Linked DNA regions of Homo sapiens: all the other regions are linked to region 1. A link is a loop called in an ENCODE intact Hi-C map of the cell type or tissue named here. Cell type or tissue: endothelial cell of umbilical vein. All regions are shown on one strand. Each heading gives the region's core, and the rest is flanking DNA. Links, peaks and the distances in the headings are about the cores only.

Region 1 (5,047 bases), core at 359-4,358:
GCTCCATCCCTTCCAAGAGCTAAGAAATTTTTAGCACTTGCCACCATCTATTTGTTCATTTGTTTACTGATTACATTCCTCCCATTAGTATATAAGCTCCGTGATAATAGAAACTTTGTCCACTATTGTATATTTCTAACTCCTAAGACACTATTGGCGTATTATAGTATGCAGTTAATACTAGAATAAATGGGATTTCTGTTTGTTCTTACTGAGGTTTGCAAAGCTTCATGAAAGTGGAATATAAAGATTCTCGTTGTTCTGTGTGCATTGGGGACATGGAACGGAACTTGTGTTTTCTGAGTGAGGGAGCCTCTGGCAGAGAGTCTAACTGCAATCCATTATTCCCTGTGACTGGGCAGAATTTAAAAATTTTTAAGAGAAGAGATGAAAAATCTTCTGGATTCCTACTTAATTTAGACATGGGTTTGGCTCTTAACGAAAAACTTTAACCTACCTACAGGGAAGGCTTTTTCGCTGTTACCCTTACTTCTGTCTCCTGGATCTTATGAGTGGAGAAATGAGCCTTTGTTTCACTTACAAATCCACAAATATTTATGCTGTCATATGAACACATGTATAAGGCGCTGTGTCACATTGTGGAAGATACAAAGAGACAGGATTCCTGAGAATTTAACAAAGTTAAGAATGAGTGTTATTAATTAAAACAAAAATGGGACATTTAGGTTATAGTTGAGACCATGTTCTTGTTTTTTAAACGTGAGATGTTTTTGGACACAGAGGTGAAAAATTCTAATGTCTCTAACTCCCCCAGAAGACCTTAGATTGATTTTTCTGAGAAGAAATTTGTGAATGATTTGCATAGAGATTTTCTTTGAGGTTAAGAAATTAGATGAGTTTCCCGGGGTGAAAAAAACAGAAGCAGAGATTATTGTTAAAAATGGTCATGGGTAGAGGGGTTAGAGGGCAAAGTAGGCAGAATAGAAGCATGTTTGTGTTTTAAGGAGGCTAAGAACTAGAATATAGCACTCATAAAAGGAAAATGCAAATGCACTGTGAATAGCTGCTACTGGTAGTGTATTAATTTCTTAGCTACATGTAAACTTTTATTAGTGTGCTTATAACTAAGGTGATGTGTAATATGTCATCCAAACTTGGGTCACTTTTAAGAGTGAAAGGGTGTGCTATCTGAATGGGACCCTGGACAACAGGTGTGAACCAGGACTGTTCCAGCAAAACCAGGACGGTTGGTCATTCCTAACTAATAACGTACTTTTCTCCAGACTTAGTCCCAATTCCTTTAACCTCTCCAGAATTATCTATAAATAATTATAGATATTATACCATAAATGTTTTTTCCTTTATAGTACTCTGATCTGCACTTGCAGAGCCTCTCAGTTGTTGGTTTCTTTTTCCCTGTCTTGTTGGAAAGAAAGGAGAATTTTTCTGCCCCCACTCTGGACCCTGCTTGGGTTCACAGCATTGGTGGAGGTAAGTAGTATTCTCAATGTATTGTTAGTTGACTTTCATTTTGCTTAGGAAATGAGGTTTCTGTATTTTTCTGATCCAGTACTAGATTTTTTTTTTTTTTTGAGAGTCCTGATGATATTTAACTGGGCTAACGAACAGTTAGTAAGTTCTTAGCATGTAATACAAAAAAGTGTTTGTAATTTTGGCATTTGTTCTTAAATTACTTGATACTTAATATGTTTTCTTTCCTATAGGTGGGGTTGTCATTGTGAAATTTAAGATCTTCAAAGAAGAGAATGTAATTTATACCATGAATATGTTATTTTTTCATGTTGGAGCACTGTAATACTTTCAGTTTGTTTTCTTATTGTTTAAATAAAATTTTTAATTCTTATATTAAGTGATGAGTTTTTATTCCATTAAGTAGCTTTTTATTGTCTTGTATTTCTGATAAATTTAAAATTGACATAGAAGTAATAAATCTTTGAGATGGTGCTTACCAAAATATGATTTTCCTCATCCCTTACAGTAATCCTTATTTGGAATCTAGGATGGGCCTAAGGTATCTAGGTTTGAAAATCACCACTTTAGAGTACTAGAATGGAATCCTAAACAATCTCAGATTTAAGAATGTGGTTTACAGATGAGCCTGAATGCATCTGTGTTCTTGCCAGGGTCCTGTTGTTCCTCTGTACAGTCTGCCATCTAGTGGTAGGAATGCAGAGTTTACCAGAATGCCAACGGAAAGCTCTAGGTTTACACTTTCTTATATTAAGAAGGCTTACGTAGTAATTTAAAACATTTTGATAATCAGAGGAGGGGGGAGGAACAACTCTTTCATTTGAAAATACAAGTCAGTGGCAGTGAAGTCAGAGTATTCCAAGAGTATATGTTTTTCTATAGAGCATTTTCATGACTTAAACTTTCCACTTTTGTTCTAAGAGTTTTTGTATTTATGACATTAGTGGGTAAAGAGACAAATGAAAGATAATTTTAAGAGACAGTAGATTAGACTGATCTGAAAAATGTGTTTTCAGTGTTGATTAAAATTTTAGAGCAATTACATAATGACTTCATTTAAAACAATTTAGTTTGCACTTTTAAAATTAAAGTTTGAACAGTTCGGTAAATTTGGCTTGGGTTCAGCCATGACTTAAGAGGCTAAATTTCAGACATATATTAATATATAGTATCTTAGGAGTTTGCTTTGTGTACCCAGTTCTATCTGAATTCTTTCTTCTCTACATATTCCCTTTTCAGTTCCTCATCTTTCCTCTGCCACAAATAAAAAGGATGTCAGTCCTTTCTCTGCCAGGAAAATGCCTTTTAAAAAATCTCTTCTGTGTTCCGTTCTTGAAGTAGAGGCTTTTTATTGAGGTAGTTCATAATATCAGTATAGTGGCAGGAGGAGGAATATGGGGTGGTATAAACTTGAAAAAGCAATTATGCTGCTCTCTAGATTGCTAATATATTTTTTTCCAAATTTGCTGCACTGAAGCTTAGACTAAATAGAATATTGTTGCTTTCTACAGATGTCTTCTAAGTTACATTTCATTTACTAGTATTAATTTAATAAATATTTAAGGTGTATCCTGCTAGGTGCTGGCAATTTGAGGATGAAGAAGTCATGGACTGCCTTTAGTGAGCTCTCTCATAGGAGAGACTGATATATGAGCTAGTAATTGTAATGAAGTGTGAAAAGTGCTGTAACTATTGTATGATGAGTTAAGAGAGTATGAAATTGAAACCAGGGAAAATTTGCTTTCCCCTCCAAAACAATTGCCTGGTCTTTTTGCCATCTCTGAATCCTATACATACAGATTACAATCACCATAATGTATTGTGAGGCTGTATCTTTACCCCCAAAGACCTCAGTTTAGTAGGGGAGAAATTTTGCATCTTCTCAGCTTTGTATATCTAAGTATTTGGCATATACTTAGGTGAATCCATTGTTTATTTGAATTGCATCCGGGTCATTTCCAGCAAAAGGGATAGCTCTGAAAGTGTGTGGCTTCATCCTGTGTCTCACTTAAAGCATTTTGGAATATATACACACACTTAAACATATATACACCTATACTGTTTGTACCTGAATGTAAGGTAACCCCAAATATAAAGCAAGCCTGCATTTTCCCAGAGACATTGACAGCCCCTCAAGTTTTATTTATTTAACCTATTTAAATATGTAAATGTTAGGGATATAGATGAAGCAGTCAGCCTCATAATATTGAAACTCACTAGTTAGAATACATATGAAAGATTACTATAAAAAGTAATCTGGCTGAGTGCGGTGGCTCACATCTGTAGTAATCCCAGCACTTTGGGAGGCCGAGGAGAAGGATCCCTTGAGCCCAGGAGTTCCAGACTAGCCTGGGCAACAGAGGGGGAGACCTCGTCTCTATAAAAATAAATCAATAAAATTTTAAAAAGTTATTAGAAAGAGAAGTAATCTGTGATTTTAAAATAGTAGTTTCTTTTCGCCACTCATACATACCTCACCACATGACATTTGACTCATTTTACATTCATGTATATATTGGATATTTTGTGTTTTTTTGGTCATCCACAGCCCCTTTTTTAAAGTTATATAACATCTTTCCTTTTGTGTAAGATCTTTCTAATTTACATTAGAAATTTTTTCACAGACTATCACCATCCATTCTTATAACACTAAGACAGTTTGTTTCTTTCGTTCCTCATGTATATTTCTATATTTCTGATCTCTGCATCTGCAACATAACTTTATTTTGTTGCCTTTTTTTTTTTTTTTTTTTTTTTTGAGACGGCGTCATGCTCTGTCGCCCAGGCTGGAGTGCAATGGCGCGATCTCGGCTCACTGCAAGCTCCGCCACCCGGGTTCATGTCATTCTCCTGCTTCAGCCTCCTGAGTAGCTGGGACTACAGGCTCCCGCCACCATGCCCAGCTAATTTTTTTGTATTTTTAGTAGAGATGGGATTTCACCGTGTTAGCCAGGATGGTCTCGCTCTCCTGACCTCGTGATCTGCCCGCCTCGGCCTCCCAAAATGATTTTGTTGCTTTTTAAAGTTCTGAAGACACCCAACACAATTTTGCAATTATGTGGTATATATTCCCAGGAATACTTACCTCTGTTAAATTTTTTATTTCTTCATAAGCACCTGAAACTAGCATTGTTGGAGGTCTTTTCAGGTTACCTTCTTCAGGAAGAACTTTGTTAAAATAAACAGACCAGATAATGAGATGATTTGTGAAGACTTATGGCAGTTTTTCTATTGAATAGTTTTTAGAGAGGGAAAGTGCTGTCATTTTACCTGGCAATTTTACAAATGGTAGAATTATTTTTACATTTCTGGTGGGGGGAGGATTGCCTTTTAAAATTTATTTTAATTTATTTTTTTTTAGACACAGAGTGTCACTGTGTTTCCCAGGCTGGAGGGCAGTGGTTGTTCACAGGCATGATTATAGTACATTACAGCCTTGAACTCCTGGGATCAAGGGATCCTCCTGTCAGCCTTCCAAGTAGCTGACTACAGGTGCATGTCACCATGTTCCACTCTATTTTTACATTTTCTAATTTTTAAGTGTGGGAATCTTAGTCCATTCATGTTGCTAAGAACACAGTGACAGAAATAGCAT
Region 2 (5,047 bases), core at 640-4,639, 180 kb before region 1:
CATGTTTCAATTTGGTTTACCCTACTGCCTTTTATGCAAAAATATTAATTTGCTCTGCTAATATTGAAATCGTACTATGTACCAGGTTTTATCCTAGAGAATAATGGTGAGCAAAACCAGATATAAGTCTCTATTTTCATGAGTCTGCTAGTGGAAACAGATGCCCATCAAAAAATCACATATACAGATACATTTACAACTATGTTAAATACTATGGATGAGAGGTTTATGATGTTGTGATTGTTCTCAAAAGAAAGATCATGAAACACTTTCCTGAGGAAGCTGAAATCTGAAGAACCATAAAAGGTCAACTAAGTGAGAATATGGGAATGGGTAAACTTAGATCTTGCATCTTGCAAAGACTTCTGGGACTGGAGTTTCTTATCTTTACCCTCCTATCTCAGCACCCTCCTCTTGTAGATCCCCCCCCCACTCCCCCACACAATTTCACTTCTATTAAGAGCCTCTCAGAATATACTCAGAACAGCATCAGAGGAAAACATTAAATAAAGTTTTTTAACAGATAATAGTATTAGATGTTCAATAAAGAAAGGCTCCTAGCTTCTTATAATTGAGTGCTGGTGTCCTAATCAGCTTCCTCCTCAAATCCTACACTGATGCCCAACTGGGTGTAACTGGTGTTCACCCAGTGAGGGCCTCAGTGATTATGAAAATAAGAGAGCTATGAGCCAAGACTGGTGGACCACAGTGGAGCAACTTACTTTGCTGACTGGAGTACAGCATGTCTTCACAGAGATTTAAAATAGGTTTTGGAGGGTAGAATAGGAGGGAGGACTTCCAGGAGAAGGAAACAGCACCCACAAAAACACAGACGAGTGAAAGAACACCATGTTTTTGCAGGAATGGCAGGTAGTTTAGACTTCTTTTAAGTAAGTCAGGAAAACATCCTGATAAAATAGTGAAATTAAATCAGTTTTTAGAAAAATAAAGAACTAAAGTTTAGTAAATGTGAAAAGTCCCACAAATAGAACTCCTTATTCCTTTAAAATCACGGATACAAAAGTTGTTCCTACACATATTAATCTGAACATCTGCAATTGTCATAGGTTCCAAAAACTTTAGTTTAATTCTCCAGAATCTCCTAATATCTTATTTAAAGTCATTCTCCTTTTTTTTTTTTTTTTTTTTGAGACGGAGTCCAGCTCTGTCGCCCAGGCTGGAGTTCAGTGGCGCCATCTCAGCTCACTGCAACCTCTGCCTCCCGGGTTCACACCATTCTCCTGCCTCAGCCTCCGGAGTAGCTGGGACTACAGGCGCCCGCCATTACGCCTGGCTAATTTTTTGTATTTTTAGTAGAGAGAGGGTTTCACTGTGTTAGCCAGGATGGTCTCGATCTCCTGACCTTGTGATCCACCCGCCTCAGCCTCCCAAAGTGCATTCTCCTTTTTGATTGGCATCACCTGCTGCCTTTCTCCTTTCTCACTGTATTTAGAGCAATCTTTGCCAAATGATTTTTGTGTCTTTCCAGACCATGATGTGGTTGACTAAGAATTTGTTTAAGCCTAACTATTTTTCAGTTCTTCATTTGACTCAAAAAGTAGTTTGTTGTAGAATAGAAGCTTCCCCTTGAAACAGCATATGGCAAGACCTGGAATTAAAAATAGACTTAACCACTGAAAAATTCTTCCATAAAATTAAATTAAATACGTAGTACAATTCTCTTTTACCATGTTATCCTCAATGGATAAAGATGAACTTTTCTCCTTATTAAAATTGAGAATGTTGCAGAATATTTCCATTATGTGCGAAGAAAAGAGGAACTGGCACTTATTAGCACACATAGTATGCCAGTCTCTGTGACAGGTGCAATCTGAGCGCCATCCTACCACTATGCTTGAATAGAGAGATGGTCATACAATGTCAACATGGTAATAAACTTCAGAGGTCATATAACCCACTGCTTTGGTTCTTTAGAGAAAACGCTGAGGCCCAGAGAGTAGGTTAGTGATCATTCAGTTCATTAAAAACCAAATGGGACTTGAGCTGAGTTTTCTGACACTTAGTCAGTGTTCTTTCTATAACATACTGGTATTCTCAGGAGAGAATTCGTCATGACTTATAGTTACATAGTCACCATTCTTTCCTGTATCTCTGTCTGCCCCATCTCTTTCTTCTATTTCTTCCTTTCTTTGTATTTTTTCATCTTTAACAGTAATGTTTTCTCTATTCTTAGAAAATTGGGTGTTTGAAAACAGCCCTCAACAACTTAATTCAACTTTTATCTAATGATTATTAACTGAATACTGCATCTTAGACACCGTGCTGGGTAATTGGTTGGATACAGTAAGATAATATATACAGATATAACTAAAATACAAGGCAGTGTATGATAAGAACTTTGTAAATAAGTTTTACAGGATTTCAGAGGTAGGTGTGGGGAAAGTGGCCAGTGAACTGGGCTTTTAAAGAATGGAAAAGGTTTTCATAAGGATAAGGGCTGAAGGTAGGACAATAATTTTACACAAATTGAAGAGCAGTAATAAGGATACAGAAGAAGGGAGCAACGCAAGTTGGAGAGATGTCAAGTAGAATTGTATGAGTAACAAACTGTCTTACAGGAGAAAATGGAGGACAAGGCTGAGAAACAGGCTGTTTTATTTCTGCAGCAGGGCAAGGGATCCTTCCCCTTATCAAGGCTAGAATACAAAGAAGGTGGAAGCCCCTATGACAGTCAGCTGTCATAGAAGTTGTAGATAGGTCACCTAGAGGCAGCACTGGAAACCAGCGAAAGTCAGCAATCCAGGTGACAAAAGTATCAACGAACTGGTACGAAAGCTACTACCAACTGGTACAAAAAGAACCACAGTCCAAGGAGACGCTTACTAGCACACGCCTACCTCCAGGGGGTGCTCAAGGCTTCCGTCCTTCCTTCCAAAGAAAAAAGATCTCTGAAGAGACTCCAGGACAAAATGGGGATTTCAGATATAGATGGAGGTTTTAGAGAAATGATTCTGCAGGGGATTCTGTTGAAGGAATAAAGTGGTTATAAACAGAAGTGGGCTGAGAGACTTTCCCCGTCAGTGACCTCTGGCGACTCGGCTTTTGTTAACTCTTGTAATGCTTTCATCTTTTCATCTCTTCACTGCCTTGGGATTGGTGTCTGGGACGTTCTCAAGTCAGGAGGGCAAAAGTAACCTCAGGGAGTCCACTTTGTTCAGTCCAGCTGCTGAGGCAAGAGATCTGATAGGGTTTGGAGCCCAGCATGAACTGGCAGCAAAGCATAGGCGTTTGTCCAGCGTCCTCTGTGTATGTGTTGGATGAGAAGCTTGTGCAGTCACATGCAGGATTCAGAATCCTGGCAGATTCTGAATCCACCTCCTAATTGTACAAGATTGGCATCTGGTGTGGTCTCGCAAGGGACTAAGATTTAGGAGGAAGGAAATTCATAGCAGGATTCTTGCTGCGAGGAAATCTTACCCAAACCTTTAATTAGTGATTACCAACAGGCAGAGATGGATAACTATTTCTAAAGAAAATGTACTCTTGAGAGGCTGAGACTACAAAGGCACATAGCTGCATATTTGTGAGGCTCCATCCCTTATGGTGGGAACAGAATCTGGCCTCGCCAGGAGTCACTTTTGGGACTAGAACATCCTGCCAGCAGAAGTCTGGAATTTGGAGAAATGCAAAGCCAATTGTGAGGTAGATACCTTCTCTACAAAGTAAAGATTGTGTTCTTGGACAGAGCCAGCCCTCATTTAATTTAGGAGTGAGAAGGTGGAAATGCGAGAAGCAATGGCTTGAATCTAGGATCCTGGAGAGGTGTTTAATCCGTAGGAATGAAGCAGACCTGTGAATGACATAGGGAAGAAGGGTGCCAATATCATAAATTGTTAGTTTTGTTAGTTTTAGTCCACGGTGGTGTTCAGACACAACTGTCTGGGAGGGAAGGCAGCCTGCACAGGTGTTGAACTTACCCTAGCATGTGGGTGTCAGAATGTCACAATTAAATCTTATTTTTTCTTTATACATTCAGAGAGCATTTAAAAAATTCTATTCTATGGTTCCAGTTATAGGAGTCACATTATTATTCTAGCATGCCATCTGATATTAAAATAATTTAATATGAAGGCCTATGGGTTCTAACACAATAACTTCTTATCCTATCATTTACATACTTCTAATTTCTAATATCTCCTATTTTATTCTATTTATTTATTATTTAAAGGCAGGGTCTTGCTCTGTCACACAGGCTGGAGTACAGTAGCTACGATCATGGCTCACTGCAGCCTCGACCTCCCAGGCTCAAGTGATCCTTCCACTTCAGTCTCCCAAGTAGCTGGCACTGTGGTTGCATGCCACAAGTCCAGCTAATTTTTTTAAAATAATTTTTTTGTAGAGATGGAGTCTCACTATGTTGTCTGGGCTGGTCTCAGACTTCTGAGATCAAGTGATCCTCCTGCCTCAGCCTCCCAAAGTGCTAGGAGTACAGGCATAAGCCACTATGCCTGGCCTCTCTTATTTTTAAAAATAATACTTATCTTTTTATCTCATTATAAAATTTATGAGTAATTGATGCAGAAAATTTGAAAACACCAGAAATACAATGTAAAACAAAAATTAGTCATAATTCTACAACTCAAAGGTAAGCACTATTAACTTTTTTTAAAATTTTTCTTTGAGATAAGGTCTGGCTCTGTTGCCCAGGCTGCAGTACCATGGCATAATCGTGGCTTGCTGCAGCCTCAACCTCCCAGGATCAAACGATCCTCCCACCTCAGCCTCCTGAGTAACTGAAACTACAGGCACACACCACCATGCCTGGCTAAATTTTTAAATTTTTTGTAGAGACAAGGTATCCCTGTGTTGCCCTAGCTGGTCTTGAACTCCTGGGCTCAAGCAATCCTCCTGCCTCAGCCTCCCAAGGTGTTAGGATTACAGGCGTGAGCCACCAGGCCCGGCTACTATTAACATTTTGATGCATGCACTTTCACTATTTTTTACTTTATGTGTGTGTATATTTTAAAACAAAAATCATCAAAATTTACATTGTTTTGTAGCTTTTTTTTTCATTTAGTGATTACGG
Region 3 (5,047 bases), core at 668-4,667, 100 kb after region 1:
AGGGGGGTTCCTTCCCTGAGCATTCCCCTACGAACGGTCAATCATGGAAGCCATATATTGAATACCCAAGGAGTGACATGTAAATCATACTGTAGGCCCTCCCCCCAGAGGGCTACCATAGCCAACCATTGGCAATGGGGGACTTGAAGGGTCCATGTTCAAAGCCAGGTTTTTTGTTCCCCTGCCTTTAGGGGCATTAGGGCAGGCAACCACAGGTTACTGTTGGTCCCCATACCTGGTCAGAGGAGGTCATCCTTCTTTCCATAGGTCTTGCCACATGGCCTGGCCCCAAATGGGCCAGTGACCAACTAGCCAATCGTGTAACTTCCAGGTAGTTAACCACAAGGTCAGGCCTCAGTAAACTGCCCAGCTACTGGGGCAGATTACCATAGGTGTCTCCTTCTTGGTGATCACCATCCATACTGCCCCGAGTTCAGCTCACTGACTTTGTCCACCTCCAGTATCAAACCATATGGTATCAATACTAGGCTGGACCGCAACAGCAGTCCAGGCAGCAGTAACACCCTGGCTGGACCCATCTTTATACCATGCTCCACTGGGAATGGAAGAGGTGCCTGCCCCTCTTTAAATGGTAATGGCTCAGGGTTTAAGGGTGCCTCAGGTTGACCCATGGCCTTATCTTGCATCAGGACTACAGGTCCCAAGACTTCTTGTAATTCTGCTGATAAGGGGCTTTTACTCAGGGTACTCTGCTGTTTTGACTAGGCTCCCCACTTTGCTAAGGTAGATGTCTGTGCCATCCCAGTCCGGAGGGTCATTACCCGTGAAGGTACCCACCCCACTATTGGGTAAGTCATCTACAGGCATGACTACTGTTGTTTGTCCCATCACACTCTCACAAGCCTGAAGGGTGGCATATGCAGCTATTAACTCCTTCCCTATCAATGAATACCAGAGCTCAGCTTCCTTCCAAAGTTGGGACCAAAAGCCTGCCAGTATTCTAAAGCCCTCTGTGTGCTGCCATAGGCCTTGCCAAAAGCATCTGTGGTCACACGCACATCAAGTTCAAATGGGCGCCCCGATCAATTACTTGTAGGGCCTGTGCTTGCTGTATGGCCCACTTGGCTGCCAGAAAAGCCATCTCAGCCTCATTGTCCCAATCCCAAGTAGTTCCCATTTTTGTCAACTGACACAACGGTTTTACCATCTGAGCCAAATGGGGTACAAATGCCCACCAATATCCCAAGAGGCCTACAAAAGTCTGTAGTTGCCTCATTGTTGTGGGCCGGGTATATGCCTGAATTTTATCAGTGATGGCCTCTGGTATAGCCTTTGTTTTACCCAAGCAGATAACTACCAATAATTTGGCAGACAGTTCAGGCCCTTGGACCTAGGATTTGTTGACTGCCCAACCTCATGCTGCCAAATGTTGTTGTAAAAGGGGTGCCACCACTTCTGAACCTGCAAGAGAATCAGAGGTTAACATAATATCATCAATATAATGGAATAGGTGGATTCCCTTTGGACACTTCCAGGCGGCTAAATCCGTGGCAAGGAGACCATGATGTATGATGGGGCTACACATATAGCCCTGCGGCAGCACTGTGAAAGTCCACTGTTGCCCTTCCCATGTGAAGGCAAACTTCCTGGCTCTCTGGAGCAATGTCAACTGAGAAGAATGCATTGGCCAAGTCCACCACATAGTGGTACTCTCCCAACTTCATTGTCAAGGGGTCCATCAAATCCATGATAGAGGGTACAGCTGCATGTAAAAGGGGTATTACTTTATTTAGTTCTCAATAATCCACTGTCATCTGCCAAGTTCCATCAGGCTTCTTGACTGGCCATACTGGAAAATTGTAGGGTCTGTAGGTGTTACACATTATCTGCACCTTTTCTAACTTCTTAATAGTCTCAGTTATCTCTGTATGCTCACCTGGCAAGTGGTATTGACACGTGGAAGTAATCCATAAGGGTTGTGGCAGGACATGGAGCTAGTGATGTGTATGTCTGTGGAGTACCAGCTTAACCCCACATACTTGGAGTCTGAATTCCCCATCCGTGGTTTGTAAAGCCAAGCCATGTAAAGTATCCACCCCCAAAATGTATTCAGGTATGGGAGAAACATAGTTTATAAGTGGGGAGCCAAGCAGCCAATGCCAAGGTGCAAAGATGCAGGTTTCACTTTCACTGACTGACCTCTATAGCCATCTATATATGCAGCCTTGCCTGGAAATTTATCCAGGTTCCCACAGACGAGAGTACAATCTGTGCCAGTGTCTACCAGCACCAGCACCCGCTGTATGTTGGTGGGGGACCAGTGGATTGTCAATTCCACTTGTGGCCTCCAGTTGTCCAGTGTTCCCCCAAGCCGAGCACCTCGGCCAGTTCCCTTATCAAACACAAAAATTTCTATACCTCCATCCATCTGCAAGTAGTGCTTGAGATGGAGTGGCCGGGGGTACTGAGCTGAGCAGCATCATCCTGCCACCTCTTGGGCATTTTCTGGAATTGCTGCTCCAGGGACAGTTGCCTCTACAAAGTTAACGGCACTTCATTGGGTTGCCTATCAATTTTCTCTTGGTCAACCCTATCCAAAATCAAATCAATCTATATCTGGTGGCATGTGGGTCATCCACTGGGGCCCCTTTTTGTCCCATGAGGTGGCACCCTGCAGAAGGGGTACTGTTCCCCTTTTTATGGTGTAGATTCCTAGGTCCCACTAATGGCCCTTTGCTTCCCCAAGGGCCGCCATGGCAGTAGTCACTTCAAGTATGTGGCACCCCACATATGGAGTGAGGAGAGCGGCCAGGGAGCCGAAGGCACTTGGCGGGGCAGAGCCCAATACAAGGTCCCTCATGTGGGAGGTAAAGCGTTCATCATCTGGCCCTCAGGTATTCAGATCGAACATAGCCTGCCATATACCCATCTCCCAAATTACTTGCACCAAATCTGTATACAACTGCCATTTACTCACAGTTTCTGGTATTTCTCTGGTGTCATTCCATACCATTTGTATGGCCACCATCAGCCATTCAATTAGGGTGTGCCTATGTCCTGAATGGTATTGTCTAGGTTTCCTTCTAGGGTTTTTATGATTCTACATCTTACATTTAAATCTTTAATCCATCTTGAGTAAATTTTTGTATAAGGTGTAAGGAAGGGGTCCAGTTTCAGTTTCCCGAATATGGATAGCCAGTTTTTCCAACACCATTTATTAAATAGGGAATCCTTTCCCCATTTCCTGTTTTTGTCAGCTTTGTCAAAGAGCAAATGGTTGTAGATGTGTGATGTTATTTCTGAAGACTCTGTTCGTTCCATTGGTCTATATATCTGTTTTGGTACTAGTACCATGCTGTTTTGGTTACTGTGGCCTTGTAGTATAGTTTGAAGTCAGGTAGTATGATGCCTCCAGCTTTGTTCTTTTTGCTTAGGATTGTCTTGGCTATACGGGCTCTTTTTTGGTTCCATATGAAATTTAAAGTAGTTTTTTAAAATTCTGTGAAGAAAGTCAATGGTAGCTTCATGGGTATAGCACTGAATCTATAAATTACTTTGGGCAGTATGGCCATTTTCACAATATTGATTCTTCCTATCCATGAGCATGGAATGTTTTTCCATTTTTTTTGTGTGTCCTCTCTTAATTCCTTGAGCAGTGGTTTGTAGTTCTCCTTGAAAATGTCCTTCACATCCCTTGTAAGTTGTATTCCTAGGTATTTTATTCTTTGTAGCAATTGTGAATGGGAGTTCCGTAATGATTTGGCTCTCTGTCTATTATTGGTGTATAGGAAGGCTTGTGATTTTTGCACATTGATTTTGTATCCTGAGACTTTGCTGAAGTGGCTTAGCAGCTAAGGAGATTTTGGGCTGAGAGGATGGGGTTTTCTAAATATACAATCATGTCATCTGCAAACAGAGACAATTTGACTTCCTCTCTTCCTATTTGAATACCCTTTATTTCTTTCTCTTGCCTAATTGCCCTTGCAGAACTTCAATACTATGTTGAATAGGAGTGGTGAGAGAGGGTATCCTTGTCTTGGAAGCACAGCCATTTTCCTTATATAGTCACTTGATATTTTCTTCTGACTCAAATTCACACTGTGAAGGAAAAACTGCCACAACTAACAAATTAGGTGGGATTCTTAACATGTTATGACTGGCTTGCTTTAAAATCATGATCCGAACTCTCCAAGTGTGAGAGAAAAAATCAATTTCTGTTGACCTGCTGAAATCAGTGAGTTGCCACATAGGCTGTTTTTGTTGGTTACTAGAAGCTGTTTGATTTGTCCCAGTGGAAAGTAAGTTTTTTTTTTTTCCTGAGAAAAATAGAGATAAATCTTACCTATAACAAGTTTACCATTCTTTAAAAAATGGCAACTTCACTCCATTTTGAAGTGTAAGATACACCCGTCAAATACACAAACCTTAAGAGTCCTGCTTGATGAATGTTTACAAAGTGAGCACACCCAGGTTAATTACCACTCAGATCAAGATTACCAGAAAAGCCCTTCATGTCTCATCCTAGTCATTACCCACCACAAAGATAGCCACTGTTCTGACTTCTATCATCATAGATTGGTTGCTTGTCTTCTTTTTGAGCTTTATTAAATTGAATCATACTGTATGTCTGCCTTCTTTCAATATTACATCTGTAAGATTCACTTGTATATTATAGCTACACGTGTCAGTAGTTTATTCTTCTTTATGCTGTGTGATATTCCATAGTGTGACTAAGCACAATTTACTTTTTTTTTTTTTTATTGAGTGCTTAGTAGTGAGAATAGCACAATTGACTTACAGGTTCTATTACTGATAGTTATTGGGGTTGTTTCCAGTTTTTGGCTATTATCATTACAGCTGCTGGGAACAGTCTTGTACATGTCTTCTGGTGAACATAAGCATTCATCTCAGTTGGATATAAAGCCCAAAGTGGAATTGCCGTGTCATGCAGTATATGTATATACATGTTCAGGTTTAATAAATATTGGCAAAACATATTTCAGTGTTCATTCCCAGTTACAGTCTTGCCACCAATTATATGAAAGTTTCAGGTGCTCTGTATTCTTGTCGATGTTTAGTTTCTTCA
Region 4 (5,047 bases), core at 721-4,720, 130 kb before region 1:
CTTCCCGGGTTCAAGCGATTCTCCTGCCTCAGCCTTCTAAGTAGCTGGGATTACAGGTGCCTCCCACCATGCCTGGCTAATTTTTGTATTTTTAGTAGAGATGGGGTTTCACCATGTTGGCCATTGTTTGCCAGGCTGGTCTTGAACTCCTGACCTCAGGTGATCCACCTGCCTTGGCCTCCCAAAGTGCTGGGATTACAGGCATGAGCCACTGTGCCTAGCCATTCTATTTGATTTTATGAAGACTTTCAGCTTTTAGATCAGAGGAGCTGCCTCCCCATTCTGAAAAAAAAGGTGAATGTGGCTTTGGACCAGGAGACAGGCTGACTTGTCTCTGGTTCCAGTTGCATCACTTAGGGACACTGGATGTTTGGCATGTAATTTCTGCTCTCTGAGCTTTGGTCATCTCCTCTGTAAAGAGAGGACTGTAACAACAGTGCAACACTCCCTACCTGCCCTCCACGCACCCCACCCTCCACCTCAGGGTTGTTCTGAGAATTAAATGAGATCATCTATGTGACGATATTCTACACTACGCAAATGTAAGTTCCCTTTATCAGATTTCAGATTTGATGAGTCATTTCAGACATTAGTTCTTGACATATTTCCTTCACTTAACCCCACCACTAATTATTTCTTCTTTTTTCCTTTTCTTATTTCCTGTAGAAATTATAAAATTGGTCCTCTGCATACCTCTTGATGAAGTCTACCCCTATACCTTATCTAACATCTTTCTGGCTCCATTCCCCATTCCCACTTAGATCTGCCAGGTCTCACTCCCTCATTGTGTCAGTAATTATTCAGAAAGTCTTCTCCCAGCCCACACTATCACCATGCACAGCTGCATATCTGACAGTGACATACTTCATGTTCGATCTAGTTGTAGTCATATATAGAAACCCAAATAATGATGGAATAAGAGTTAAGTCATGTGTTCCAGAATTAGCATTATCATTGATTATCTAGTGGGCTTCAGGCCATTCAGTTAAACAAACATCTATTCAGGTCAGGGGGTGGAGGAGATGTTCCCTGCTGTGCAGAAACTCAAAATTTTTAAGTCACACAGATTTGTAAACCTCCAATTATGAATAATGAAGTGGTACACACATACAAAAATATTATTGGCACATTGGGGAAGGAACAATTTGATGTGCCTTTGAAGGCTGTAGAAAGCACCACTGCAGAGAGGAGGTGACATCTGAGCTTGGTCTTGAATGATGGATGTCTAAGATTTTAAAGTCCAAGAAGGAGACCAGGTTGAAGGAGGAACATTAACAGATGAACAGAATAGCTAGATGAAGGAATGGCAAGAGTTCGGTGTGACCGGAGCACAGAATGCACAGTGGGGAGAATAGGAGATAAGGCTAGAAGGAACACTGGGCTGAAGTCATGTAGGATCTAATGTGCCAGGTTCATATATCTGGGCTTTGTTCTATCCAGCCCTTCCCAATCAGGATTCCACCAGAAAAATTAAGCCCTGATGACTTAAGACATCTATCATACAAATAAATTTCTCTCCCCTGTACACCTAGAATGGTATTAACTATGTACCATCCTGGAAAGACCTGAAATAGTCACTCAGATAATTTTCTGGAGGGCTTGGTTCTCACATGGAAGCCCAGGAGAGAAAGCCTGCTAGGCAGTGCAAGCCATCCAACATTTATAGAAAGCAAGTGACATCTTCACGTCATAGAAACACTGCTTGGGTGGCAATGAGAAGAGTGCTTTAGAAATAGTACAGGCAGAGGATAAGTGGTTAACTAAACTGCTGTTGCAATAATTCAGGTGGGTGACAACCAGGGCTCAGGGTGGTGACAGTAGAAATGGAGGTAAAGGACACCTTAGAGACATTTGGGAGGCAGAATAGATGGTGTTCTTTAGTGCTGTCTTCCCCAGCTCTTTGGCTATGATATGAAATCACCAGCTCCCTCCAGCTTCAGGCTGGAACCTTCCTAAAGAGGGCAAGAAGTGGCTGGGTGCAGTGACACACGCTTGTAATCCCAGCACTTTGGGAGGCCAAGGCAGGCAAATCACTTGAGGTCAGGAGTTCGAGACCAGCCTGGCCAACATGGTGAAACCCTGTCCGTATCGAAAATACAAAAATTAGCCGGGTGTGGTGGCATACGTCTATAGTCCTAACTACCTGGGAGGCTGAGGCAGGAGAATCGCTTGAACCAAGGAGGCAGAGGTTGTGGTGAGCCAAGATCATGCCACTGCTCTCCAGTCTGGGCGACAGAGCTAGACTCCATTTCAAAAAAAAAAAAAAGAGGGCAGAAGTGCACCAGCCACAACTCAGCATGGGGGTGGGGTGTGCTGCCACTGCTCTGGACCTTATCACATCTCTGGTGAACTCTGCACACCCTGATAGCCTCAAGTTGTGACTTTTCTTCACACCCCCTCACCCTCCTGGGCATGTTGGTCCAGTCTTCACAACTGACCTTCAGCCTCATTCTTCTCCCCAGCCACACATTTCAAAAGTGCTACCCTGAACTCCACACTGCCTGGCTGGGTTCCTGACGCTTTGCTTCCCTAACCCAACTCATTCTTCCAAGGAGCTGGATCCACTCCCTGTGCTCCACCCCAGCCCTAGGAGTCCTACAGCTGATGCAGCATTGCCAGCTCCAGTCCTGCTCATTCCCAGCTTCCTCCCTATGGGCCATGTGGCTGAGGTCTTATCATGCCTTATAACTAAACTGACCGGAATTTAGGCACGTCATCACCAAGCCTCATCTGGGGCCTGTTTTCTCATTTGTAATGTGTGGGGATTGTACTAGGTGACTTCTAAAGGATCTCCCTTCCAACACTAACATCCTGTGTTTCTAAGTAGGCCAACTGTAAAAGAAGTCTGCATTGGCACAGAACAATTGAGGCTGGGAGCAAGTGAGTCAGACTCAGCAGAAATGTCAAGCTCACTGTGGAGCCAGGAGATCAGAGTGCAGCATGCCACTGGGCAGACAGGAGCCAGGGCCTTGAGCCAGAGATTAGCCTACCCAGACAGCTGTGCGGACGAGATGACGGATGCCATGGCTTGCTTATTAGTCACATTGGTGTTCAAGGAATTAACCACTTCATTTTGTGCCCTCCAAAGGATAACATTCATTTATGACCTAAAGCTATTTAGCAGGGAGTTTGTAATTCTACCTTTCTCACAGTTACTGCTGGTGATTTAGGATTCAATATTATCCCATTACTATTTTGTCCATTTGCTTGAAATTGCCATCCAATGGGCATTCACTGACCATCTAGTTTTACTCTCAAGACTTCCTAAGTCCCTCTCAGATGCCTCTCAGTGTGTGTGAAAGAAAGGGCACAGACCTTTGGAGACCTACATTTGAACCCCACAGCTACTTACTAGTCATGTGGTTCTGGAAAAGTTAATCTCTGAAGAGTGTGTGTGTGTGTGTGTGTGTGTGTGTGTGTGTGAGAGAGAGAGAGAGAGACAGAGACAGAGTCTTGCTAGAGAGAGAGAGAGACAGAGTCTTGCTCTGTCACCCAGGCTGGAGTGCAGTGGCACGATCATGGCTCACTGCATCCTTCGCCTCCCTGGTTCAAGCAATTCTCCTGCCTCAGCCTCCCGAATAGCTGGGACTACAGGCGCGTGCCACCATGCCCAGCTAATTTTTGTATTCTTATTAGAGACAGGGTTTCACCATGTTGGCCAGACGGGTCTTAAACTCCTGACCTCAGGTGATCCACCCACCTTGGCCTCCCAAAGTGTTGGGATTATAGGCATGAGCCACCGCACCTGACTAATCTCTGAACTTTTGATTCCCCATGTGTGAAATGGGATAATAATAATACCTGCCTTGCAGATTTGTAGCCCAGGTTAAAGTGTCTACTATACGGGAGGTTCTCAGTAAAGAAGTTCTCCTTTACAGAAACCCTGCTGTTTTGCATGTCTTGAAATCTCTGCCTTCAGGATTGTTTCTCTTAGGTTTGCCTGGCCCTTTCCTCTCTTTCTTCCTTAAGCCTGCAAGGTCCCTGCTGGTCCACACAAGTTTCTGCTCCAATTCCAGACCTGCAGCATGCTGAGTCAGCACTAGCACTTCCTAGCGTAGGGGCTTTTCTCCACCCCATCATGGCTGAGCAATCACAAGCCAAGAAAATCTTGATCAGAAGATAAGATCATAGCTAAAGGCTCTGAGAGCTCCATTGTCTCAGCTTCAGATGCTGTTATATAGAAGATTAAAACCCCAGTACTGTGACTCAGTGAGGGCCCAGTTAGGAGATTACAAGACACAGTGCTGAAGGGTTAAAGGTGATAAAGTAAGGATGCCTTCAAGCTACTGAGTATAGGAATTAGCTGTGGGCACACATCTCTGGCAGGCTAGGGACTAACCTTCCTGGTTCCTTCTTTCAAAGAGATGCTAGTGTCAGGGACTAGTACAGACATGGGTTGCAGGGCCTTAGAGATCTTTTGTTTACCCTCTTTTACACAAATGGAGAAACTGAGGCCCACAAGCAGGAATTAACTTGCCCAGATTTATATAAAGAGAAAAAGCCATAAATGCATTCAAATGCAGGACTCAACTCTATGTTCCAACTGTTTCTATTATCCTATGATAAAATAGTGATTGTTAAAATTCAATGCATTGGGGACACTCACTAAACTTGACTCTTAAATAAGAAGTGTGGGGAATGTTGTTAACAGGATTTCTAGCAGGAGAGCATTCACTTTTTCATCAAATATTTATTGAGTCCTAGAAGGTAAGTAATGGCCAAATTGTTAAGGGTATAAGAGGATATGCTTAGGCGTGTGGTTTTTATTTTGTAGGCAACAGTCCGTCAAAGATTTCAGAGAAGAGGATTAACATGATCAGCTTTAAAGAGAGCATGCTAGCAGCAGAGGAGAGGATTGGAAGGTGTCAAATTAGATGCCCAAGGACTTAGGGGGCTTTTAGAGTAGTCCTGGCAAGAGATGATTGATGGAGATCTAAAGAAGGGCAGTGGCAGTAAGGACAGAGAGCAAGCAGAGCCAAAGGCCATTTCTTCTTTTTCTTTTATTATTCTGAATTGACATATAATAATTGTACATATTTATGAAGTA
Region 5 (5,047 bases), core at 467-4,466, 160 kb before region 1:
ACGCAAACGTATACCACTTTATTGGTAAACTGTTTGTTATTTTGTTTTTATATTTTAGTTGGTTCTACTTCTTTGGGTGTCTTTTCTATTGTCTTATTCCTTAATGTGTATGCTTTAAATGTGTATGTCTGAGATACTGTTAAAAAAAAAGATTAATTTTACATTTGGATGGCTGGTAAATAACATAATTTTAGTGGACATTTATTACAATAAATAAAAGAGAAGAGTAAATTCTTGTAGGTTTCTATGAAATCAGTTTTCTTGTAGCATTATACTCACCTAATATAGACTAAACAAAACATTCCTGTGCTTAACAATTAGTAGCAAGTCCATGCCATTCACTAAATATTTATTGAGGACTTTCTCTGGGCCAGACACATATGGGGTAGAGCTCACAGGACATAGCAAGATGCTGTGTGTCTAGAGTTAAAAGAGCAACAACAGGCCCTATCACTCTTCTGCTTAAAATACTTGGATAGCCTTAGGTCCAAATCAGTTCAAAATATTCCTTTACCATCCAGACACTGGCTCAAGGAGCTCAAAAAGGGAAAAGGTGGCTTTAAAATACTGAGCTGTGGCTGGGTGTGGTGGTTCATGCCTGTAATCCCAGCACTTTGGGATGCTGAAGAAGGTAGATCACCTGGGGCTAAGAGTTTGAGACCAGCCTGGCCAACATGGTGAAACCTCATCTCTACTAAAAATACAAAAAATTAGCTGGGTGTGGTGGTGCACACCTGTAGTCCCAGCTACTCGGGAGGCTGAGGCATGAGAATTTCTTGAACCCAAGAGGTGAAGGTTGCAGTGAGCTGAAATTGCGCCACTGCACTTCAGCCTGGGCAGCAGACTGAACACTCTGTCTGAACAACAGCAACAACAAAAAGATGCTAAGCTGTGCCTCTGACCCTGCATTTTTTCCTCTTTGCTATGTCTTAGTACTTTCTGGTCATGTTTCATATTAATTATTTCTGGTTTCCTGTCAGCTTTGAATTAATCCTAGCTTTGTCCCCTGGGCCCTCACTTTCAGATCCTCTCAGTTCTATTCCATGCATATTATGGGGAGTGTCTTACCCTACCCATAACCACACCCAGCTTCTGTAAGTATAATCCCAGAATGGCATCTGAGACCCCACTTGCCTGGCAGAGGAGTTTCGATGTGTTCCATAGCTTTGATGTTACTATTCCTTACTTTAAGACACAAGATGCTTTTAGATCTGACACATGTTCATTTCACTAGCTTGTCTCCTGCCATTCCTCAACTAGGATGTTATGGATCTGTCCTATTGAATTTCTTGAGCAGTTTCTGGAGCATGTAATTTTATTTCCCATCTCAGTTTTTGCACATGGCACATTTCCTTCTCATAAAAACCCTTGCTCCACCATCCCCAATTCTCCAGCTATCTCCTCCTCTTAACCTCAAAGCTAGTTTCAGGGGTCGCATCTCCCAAGAAGTTCCAATCTCACTTAGATGCTTCTCCTTTAGGCTACAGTGTTTATGGCACAGTAGCAATTGCTTTACTTATGTGTCTCCCCCCTGCTCCCAGATTTTGAAAGAGGTTACCACATTTTATTCGACTTTTTTTTTTTTTTTAAACAGAGTGTCACTCTGTCACCCAGGCTGGAGTGCAGTGGTGCCAGCTTGGCTCACTGCAATCTCTGCCTCCCGGGTTCAAGTGATTCTTATGCCTCAGCCTCCCAAGTAGCTGGGATTAAAGGTGGGTGCCACCACACTTTGTATTTTCAGTAGAGACAGGGTTTCGCCATGTTGCCCAGTCTGGTCTAGCATTCCTGAACTCAGGCCATCTGCCAGCCTTAGCCTCCCAAAGTGCTGGTACTGCAGGCATGAGCCACCATGCCCAACCTTTTATTAGACTTTCTATCCTATCCCTAGCCTATGATAGGGACTCATTAAGTGACTATTGAGTAAATCAGTGAATGAATGAATTAATGAATAAGTGAATATATTGCCTAATACGTCTACTTAAAGCCTCTTAGAAAGCAGGTGTGGTATGAATTGTAAACAAACAATAGTACTACAATCTTAATATGGAGGGTGAAAAATAGAAAGGTCTTCAACAGATAATATTTTTTTCTATTTATATATGTTCCTTTTTTTCTAGATATGAGCAAAAGTCTGAGTGCCAATTGCTGAATCAAGATTTACCCAAATGTTACCAAAACCAATGGCAAGTTAGTCAAATTTAGGACTCATCAGTGAGTTAACAATTATTGAGTATCTATTATGTGCACATCACTGTTTATAAGGATGTTGTGATTTAGTGAGGGAGCATATACAAAAATAACCCTGAGGAAGGGCAGACTGTAATAATCAGATTAGAGACTCAAACCACATTCTGTGGGATTCAAATGGAAAAAAAGATTAATTCTTATTAGAAGTAATGAAGTCAACAATGTATGGGGTGGGCACAGGCTGTGAAAATCAGGACAACCAGCTAATTAATGTTGCACAGAATAAATGGTGAATTGCATAACATCTATTGCTTGTCAGCTGGTTGTTTTGCTCTACAACTGCCTTAACCTCTGAGTGACATGGAAGTGAGAAAAAGAAGGAAGTGCAGCAGGACTCAAAGGGGAAGAAATGACTCTTGCTAAAGAAGGAAGAGAAGTGGAACCAACCACAGGGAGGAGAGATGGGGTAAAAATTGCTTTGAGGCCGGGCGCAGTGGCTCACGCCTGTAATCCCAGCACTTTGGAAGGCCGGCCAAGGCGGGCGGATCACGAGGTCAGGAGATGGAGACCATCCTGGCTAACACGGTGAAACCCCGTCTCTACTAAAAAAAATACAAAAAATTAGCAGGGCGTGGTGGCGGGCGCCTGCGGAGGCTGAGGCAGGAGAATGGTGTGAACCCGGGAGGCGGAGCTTGCGGTGAGCGGAGATCGCGCCACTGCACTCCAGCCTGGGCGACAGAGGGAGACTCCGTCTCAAAAAATAAAATAAAATTGTTTTGATTCCGTTGTAGCATTTCCTTGAGTCTCTTCAGTTCTAAGAATAGGGAAAGGAAGAAAAGAAGAGAGCCTGTCATGGAACCAAAGGAAGACAGCATCAAAATAAGGAGAAAAGAGCAAAGAAGCAGAAACAACTTGGAATTATGCCACAGAATTATGCCACCATACTGCTGCTTATAAAACGTTCATACTGAAAACGTTTTAGTGACGGTACAAATAAAAAGGTGGAGGAGGCATGGTTGTAGATAACGGTCTAAGGAAAAAAGTGTGTTACTATGGTTATCATTAGAACTTTTCACAAATAGTCCCACTCTTCCCATTAATGTACACTGGGGGATCAAACTGCCACCTCCTTTGAGGATTTATATGGCTGTGTGGCTTGCATTGGCCAATAAAATGTGAGGGGAAGTGACAGATATGTAGAGTGTATGAGAAATACCTTGCAGCCACTGAGATTTGGAGTGTTAGTATAAGCTAACCTGTCTTTACTAATACAGTTACCCACAAAGAAAAGGAAAAGATTGCTAATATTTATGCAAAAAAAAAGATTGAGAGAGATAAATTTGTAGGACAGGTCAAAGGAGTACTATAAGAGTTGGATTTAAGTTAGAAATAAAATGTAAAGCTAAATAGTTAAGCATTATAAAATGTGTAATAATTTCTTTCTTCTAATTATTGTATGTCTTTCTCTTTGTAATATTCTTCTTCATACACAGCATCTGCTTTTACAGTTTCAACTACTGCCTCAGTGTGAACACTTAGAAACTCATCTATCTGTTTTGACAATAATATTCACATTTCTAACTGCCTACAAAAATGTACATATTTTAAAAGACTCCCAGTACAACTGTTCACACATGTTCATGTCTAAGAATGAAACAATGAAACTCCCTAGAAGACCAAACCTCCCCCAAAAAAATTCCTTTCCCCTTCCTGTTAACAAAATCTCCCCTCAAGCTTTGCTAGTTAACTTAGATCACTTCCTCCTTATTCCTCTTTATTCAATCTCTGCTTCAAAATGCCTCTCAGATTTACCACTTTCTCTACTCACATCTCAGCTACCCTAGTCCAAATGTATTTAACTCATAACTGGACCATGGTCATAAACTCCTCTCCTCCTCTCCAATATATTCTCCCACCCCTCCATCCTGCCCACTCTTTCCAGACTAATCTTCTCTCCACAAAGATCCTCTGTGACCCCTCAGCCTGTGTCCAACAGCATTCACCATAGCCTGCCCCTCCAGGCCTCTCCCACTGCTTACCAGCTGCTGTGCTCAGGCTGGCGTGTTAGGTGTTTGCTGTGCCGTGAGCCATTCTGCTCATTCCTCCTTCCTTATTTTACCAACATTTTTACCTCCAACTCTGCAAGTGCTCTCACTTTCATCTTCCCAGTAAAAAATCCCACACATCTTTAAAGCTCACCTTATATCCCTTTTCCTCTTTTCCCAGAAGACTTACTCAACAAATCCCACCCAAAGAGATCCCTCCCTTTCTCTACCCACATAGCACTAGTCACAGAGTTTAAAGTTCTCTGAGAAGTCATATAGAACAATCCTTCAATTTTATAGTTGAGGTTGAGAGACTTGGTTAGTCCTGCAACCAGTTAGTGACAAATAAAACTAGAATCCAGATGTCTCGAATGCATTTTCTTTCCCACTGCATTTTACTGCCTTTTCTTTGTTAACTGCAAGATGTTTTACAGTTTAATCCTATTCAACCTTATATTTTGTTTAGTGTTTAAAAATCATGTATCCTTGATTAGATCATAGGCAGCTTAGGTGCAATGATGTGATGCAGGGTCTATATTAGATAAAAAGCCCTTATTGAGGGGGCATTTAAGGCTGTCGTTCACAGTAAGGTTTAATGTAGGGCCAAACCATTAAACTAATATGTTTTGGAATAATTGGGAATCAGAGCCAGGAACACAAATCAAACCAAGGAGAAAAAATAAGAGAGTAATTTAATGTCAGGAGCTTAGAAAACCAGAATCAAGAGAAATGAGGAAGGTTCCAGAGTACAAACTCCTTGGTTGAATTATAGGTGGTTCAAGAGAGGTAGGTCAATAGGGACATGTTCCTACCCA
Region 6 (5,047 bases), core at 373-4,372, 110 kb before region 1:
ATCCTCCCACCTCAGCCCCCCAAGTAACTAGGACTACAGGCACATGCTACCACATCCAGTTAATTTTTGTATTTTTGGTAGATACAGGGTTTCCCTGTGTTGCCCAGGCTGGTCTTGAACTCCTGAGCTCAAGCAATCCGCCCTCCTTGGCCTCCCAAAGTACTGGGATTACAGGTGTGAGCCACCACCCCGGCCTAGTTTCCTATTTCCATTTTGAGGTGCCTGACTTAATGTTCTACAAGCAGTAATCAGTTTAAATTTTGTGGACCAACTAGGTAAAGCAGTTAATTATAATTATGCTATCATCATGCATGAATATACATTAGAGTGGTGCAAATGCTTTATTTGAGATAAATTTTTATGTCCTCTAAATTAAAGATTGAGTAGCAAATCGAAATTAAAACTAGAGGAAAAGTCAAAGTTCACCTTCTAGCTAGAGTTGTTATAGCAACTCCAGGAAATAAATCTGCATACACAGAAGGGAGAGCAAGAGAAAATAACTGTTGATCTCTAATATGAGCTCTAGGCAATTGTTTTTCTATTTCTTCAATACTTTCATGTTGAGATGACTAGGATTATGATTCTTTCTTTCATGTATTCCATTATATTCTCTGTCATATTTTTCTCTTGAAACCTGTCTCAGGAAGAATCAACTTTCTGAAGGAGACAGAATCATCATGCCTTCACATTCCTAAAGATGGGGTAACCTGGGTTTGTTCTTTCTCTCTCTATATATATGTTTAATATGGAACACTTCATGAATTTGTGTGTCATTCTTGTGCAGGGGCCATGCTAATCTTCTCCGTATCATTCCAATTTTTAGTATATGTGCTGCCGAAGCCAGCATGGGGTTTGTTCTTTCTGATCCCATTTGGTTCATTCATTCATTCAACAAATATTCCTTGAGCATTTATGACACTGGTTTTCAACCTGGTTACATAATAAAACCACCCAGGGAACATTTCCAAAATACCATTACCAGGTTTCACCCATAGATTAATGGAGCCCAGGCCAGGCCTGTACATTTCTAAAGCTCCTCAAGCAATTAAGATGCATATGAGGGTTGAACACAGCTGCCCCATGATATATTAGGTCCTGTGCAAACAAGAGGGGATGCAAATAAAAATAAATAATTGCTAACATTTATTGAGGGTGCACACTGTATGTCAGGCACTATTCTCAGTTCCTTATGGGTTTTAACACATTTAATCCTCTCAACAACCCTACAAGGTATTACTGTTTATAGACAAGAAAACTGAGGCACAGAGAGGCTAAGTAACTTGTCCAAGGTAACACATCTAGGAAGTGGCATCTGGAGTCCATCCTCTCTTTTCTATGGCCCATCCACAGTATCATAGTCAAGTAAATAATGAAAAGACAGGAGATATGTATCAAGAAGAACACCTAGAGTGACAGGTGGAGGAAGGAGATAGGGTCAGGAAGGCTTCCTGTAGGAGGTGGCAGTTCAATTAAATAGAGGAAAAATGGAAACCAGAGAGCAAAGTGGGGTACAGAGTTCCTCAGATTCCTTCCTCCCTTGTCTTGCTACACAACCTGCCTCCCTCCCCTAGTCCTGGGAGCTCTGTCCTCCCTCTTCTCCACACTGAAAACACTGGAATGCCCTCAATCATCCTTAATATGCCTAACATTTCAACTGGGAAGTCTGAAGTCATGCACAATTACTCATGCAATTTTTCCTCCAGACAATAGGTCCTTCTGTGTGCTTCTCATTCAAATATATAAAGCTTCACTCTGTTGTTTTAAAAAAGTCTTTGTTGTAGAAACAATTCACAAATGTGTCAAACACACATTGGTTCCCCACCCCCTTCTCTGTCCCCTCACCTGATTGGGATGCTAGCTTGCCAGGGACGTGTGCCCACTTGCCGACTCTGCCCAGAATGGAAGCTAGCCCTGCATTTCACATCACTTCTAACCAAGTAGGGCTCTAAGTTTAAGTTTGAGGTTAACCTCAGGGGGCATTTAGCCACACCTGCCACCTCCTCTGCCTGGCCTCATGGGTGGGAACAGACTTCTTTTGGAGAAAGGGAAATGCTTGATGCTGCTAATTAACTGTGGGAGGAAAGGAAGCCCTCTCCAGACAGCAAAAATACCAAAGAAGAACATTATAAAAAGCAGCCTTTGTACCAGCCAGCCACATCATTCAGCCCAGCCCAGGCTGGGGCTGGAGGGAAAAATAACAACTCTAGCAGCCACTAAGTTCCTGCATCCCAAGTGGGCACCTCAGGAGGTCATGCCCTGAGTGAATGTCTGCTAGAGGAGGGGGTTCCAGGACGGTGGCGGGAGTCTGGCTGCCTTCCCAGCTGGTTTTTGGCAAACCACAGGAAGCTGCCTGAAGCTGGCATGTTTATATGGTGACTTGTGAGACTTCCTTAGAATAGCAACAGGTCTGTTTCATAACTTAAAAGCCAAAGAGTGTGTGTCCATGGAGGTATGAGGTGGAGCTGCAGGACCTTACTTTAGAGTCTGGGTAATCTCACTAGGGCAGGTCGCTTTCCCACCCTGTGCTTATCAATTTAGGGGCTGATCCTCACTCTGCAGATGGGACTATCTTAAACAGAGAAGTGTCAGCTTCCAGCCAGCCCAAATCCCTGAGGCTTGATTGCTACAGGGCTGAACTAAGTTTGAGTATCTGGGAGACTCAGGGTTCAGCAGGGAGTCTGTTGGGGAGGGCTGGGGTTGCTTCAAGAATTGGGATTTGTTCACAAGTAGGAGGGCAGTCAGGCTTTTTGGCTGGGACCTTAAGCTCAAGAGGCTGCAGAATTTGGCTGCTGACCAGTACAGGGGAATGAGGTGAAACCTGAGGGTGGCCTGAGAATGGAGGATTGAGGAGCTTAGAATTTGAAAGCTGTCAGAGCTACATTGGAGGCTCTTGGAAGGCATGTTTACAGGGTCTGCCTTATTTTATAGGGGCTGGGACTGATTCCCAAGACTCTAAATTGCCAAAAGCAGGAAGTTGGGGTACTAGGATTTCATACCAGGCAAGTTTCCCAGTCTCTCACTCCAATAACATTTTTGCATCTGGGCAGACAAATGGGAGATTCCACCACAGTAATACCACATGTACAGGATCCTTGGCAGCTGCGCGTGTGGTGGCACATCCCTTTCCCTCCCTTCCTATTGATATAGGATCTCCTTTATAGATTCTTCAAGTGTCAGAACTGAAAAGATTTTAGAAGCCATGTAGACCAATTATTTTATTTAACAGGAAAGGAAACAGAGAACCAGAGAAAAATGACTGGCACAAGGGCATATAGCTAGTTAGTAATCACTAGTATTGAAGCCAGTTTTGTTGACAACCAGTCCAGGGCTTTTTCCACAACACCACGCCCTTTATAACAAATAACATTCGTATATCAGGGGCTTCTACCCATTCCATATTGTATTTCCCATTTTACTCTCTTCCATGGAGAGTACCTTGAACTGTACCTTGCTCATGGTTAAACTACTTTCTGAAAAGTTTCCAATATTTGGTATTTTGACAAAAAAATAAATAAATAAATAAATAAAATAAAACCCTATTAGGTTAGAAAGAAAGAGGTTATCACAGCCAGAGGCTGCCCATGTGAAATGTGACCAGGGTGGAAGAGCAAAGTCCCAGAGTCTAAGGCCTTGATGCTCAAAGTTGTCCATGGACCAGTAAGCATGGGTATCACCAGGGAGTCCCACCCAGATCTGCGGAATCAAAACCTGCATTTTAACAAGAGCCTACATGATTTGACTAAGTTTGAGTAGTACCTCTTTGAGGCAAGGCTCTGCAAAAATTCCTTCTCTTCCTCTTCCTCCCCAAATGCGTAACCTTCTACCACCTCCCTCTTGCTCCTTTCTTCCACATGCTCTGTCCCCAGTTTTACTATGTTAATCTGGTTCTGCCTTTTCTTGAAATTTTAAAGCCACAAAGGGGTGGAGTGGGGGTGGGGAGGGGGGACTGGATGTATTTTAAAAGGGGACTGAAAATGGAAACTTTTGAGAAAAATAAAATATGGCCAATTGGGAAGATCTTTTGCAGCTCCAATGTCACGTTGTTAATGTTGAAATATAAACATCTACTATGTTTATATTGGCTTACTTGTAAAATCATCAACTTTGGTTATATTTAGGAATTTGATGGCTTGGAAAGCACACTGAAAAACTCTGAGAACAAAAATATTTTTCCCCTTAACTTTATGGAAAATAAGAAAATCTCTTTCAAAAAAAACAATTCCAAGAACGTCTTTTCTCTACTTTCTTTATTATCCCCATCCACCATGGCACCATGGTACATTTTTTCCTCTTAGCTTTCTTACTCTCTTTGTTCCTAGTTCAGTTTTCTCATTTCATTAACATTTTTAAAAATTGGGGTTTTCTTATTATTTATTTTTTATTTAAAAATTAGGAAATAGAGAAGTAAAAGAAAGCACAACAGAATCCCGCTGATGTAGAAACTACATAAACTTCTTATATAAAGGTATCTTAAACCTTTTTGTGCATATATTTGTTAACAAAAATGGGATAATTCAGAATATAGTAATTAATATCTACTTACTTTTAAGTGGAACTATAAAATACTAACTTCTTTATATCTGTGAACATACCTCAACAACATTATTTTTGTTAAATTCTGCCATTGAAATTGTATCATGATTGATTTGGTAATATTTCTATTGCTGGATATTTAGGTAATTCAAACTTTTCACTATTAAAAGCACTACTGGGCATGGCACAGTGGTTCATGCCTATAATCTCAACACTTTGGGAGGCTCAGGCAGGAGGACTGCTTAAGGCTAGGAGTTTGAGACCAGTCTGGGCAACACAGTGAGACCCTAATCTCTAAAAAAAAAATTAGCTGGACATGGTGGCCCACCCCTGTGGTCCTAGCTACTCAAGAGCCTGAGGTGGGAGGACCTCTTAAGCCTGAAAGGTCAAGGCTGCAGTGAGCCATACTTGCATCACTGTGCTCCAGCCTGCAACAGAGCAAAATCCCATCTCAAACAAACAAACAAACAAACAAAAAGGAAAAGGAAAAATAGAAAAGCAGTGAAAAGCAATA

Evidence for each region. A loop is a pair of places that touch in the nucleus more often than their neighbours do. Peaks named below come from ENCODE experiments on the same cell type or tissue, not always from the same donor. Only the 100,000 strongest peaks of a DNase experiment are listed, where the experiment ranks them.
Region 2: a loop joins it to region 1, with 6 times the contacts of the local background. A loop is called at or near these places in 35 of 110 quality-filtered maps.
Region 3: a loop joins it to region 1, with 4 times the contacts of the local background. A loop is called at or near these places in 9 of 110 quality-filtered maps.
Region 4: a loop joins it to region 1, with 6 times the contacts of the local background. A loop is called at or near these places in 7 of 110 quality-filtered maps.
Region 5: it touches region 1 in a loop (4-fold over the local background); 97 of 110 quality-filtered maps call a loop at or near these places.
Region 6: it touches region 1 in a loop (5-fold over the local background); 7 of 110 quality-filtered maps call a loop at or near these places.

The regions. Positions count from the first base shown.
Region 1 is chr11:86,039,167-86,044,213 of GRCh38, reverse strand. All of the region lies in intron 1 of PICALM (phosphatidylinositol binding clathrin assembly protein), which reads left to right. It overlaps LOC124902730 (a long non-coding RNA gene), which reads left to right. Exons shown (of 2, transcript XR_007062822.1): 1 at 1-1,452; 2 at 1,686-1,825. Among named protein-coding and RNA genes, the nearest start is that of PICALM, 27 kb to the left of the region's middle. In endothelial cell of umbilical vein, for the core only: a CTCF peak has its summit at 2,141 (motif pointing left); a DNase peak (open chromatin) is centred at 2,143; H3K27ac peaks cover 1,321 bases.
Region 2 is chr11:86,216,472-86,221,518 of GRCh38, reverse strand. No RefSeq gene overlaps it. Among named protein-coding and RNA genes, the nearest start is that of LINC02695, 25 kb to the right of the region's middle. In endothelial cell of umbilical vein, for the core only: a CTCF peak has its summit at 2,845 (motif pointing right); a DNase peak (open chromatin) is centred at 2,868.
Region 3 is chr11:85,938,954-85,944,000 of GRCh38, reverse strand. No RefSeq gene overlaps it. Among named protein-coding and RNA genes, the nearest start is that of CCDC83, 86 kb to the right of the region's middle. In endothelial cell of umbilical vein, for the core only: a CTCF peak has its summit at 2,467 (motif pointing left); a DNase peak (open chromatin) is centred at 2,430.
Region 4 is chr11:86,172,132-86,177,178 of GRCh38, reverse strand. No RefSeq gene overlaps it. Among named protein-coding and RNA genes, the nearest start is that of LINC02695, 19 kb to the left of the region's middle. RefSeq lists cis regulatory regions at 299-1,008, 2,204-2,701. In endothelial cell of umbilical vein, for the core only: no CTCF peak of the experiment used is centred there; DNase peaks (open chromatin) are centred at 2,838 and 4,088; H3K27ac peaks cover 3,609 bases.
Region 5 is chr11:86,200,528-86,205,574 of GRCh38, reverse strand. No RefSeq gene overlaps it. Among named protein-coding and RNA genes, the nearest start is that of LINC02695, 9.6 kb to the right of the region's middle. RefSeq lists enhancers at 2,364-2,864, 2,865-3,365. In endothelial cell of umbilical vein, for the core only: no CTCF peak of the experiment used is centred there; no DNase peak of the experiment used is centred there; H3K4me3 peaks cover 293 bases; H3K27ac peaks cover 454 bases.
Region 6 is chr11:86,149,027-86,154,073 of GRCh38, reverse strand. It overlaps the pseudogene RNU6-560P. Among named protein-coding and RNA genes, the nearest start is that of LINC02695, 42 kb to the left of the region's middle. RefSeq lists an enhancer at 2,208-2,708 and a cis regulatory region at 2,299-2,809. In endothelial cell of umbilical vein, for the core only: no CTCF peak of the experiment used is centred there; DNase peaks (open chromatin) are centred at 1,763 and 2,303; H3K27ac peaks cover 1,947 bases.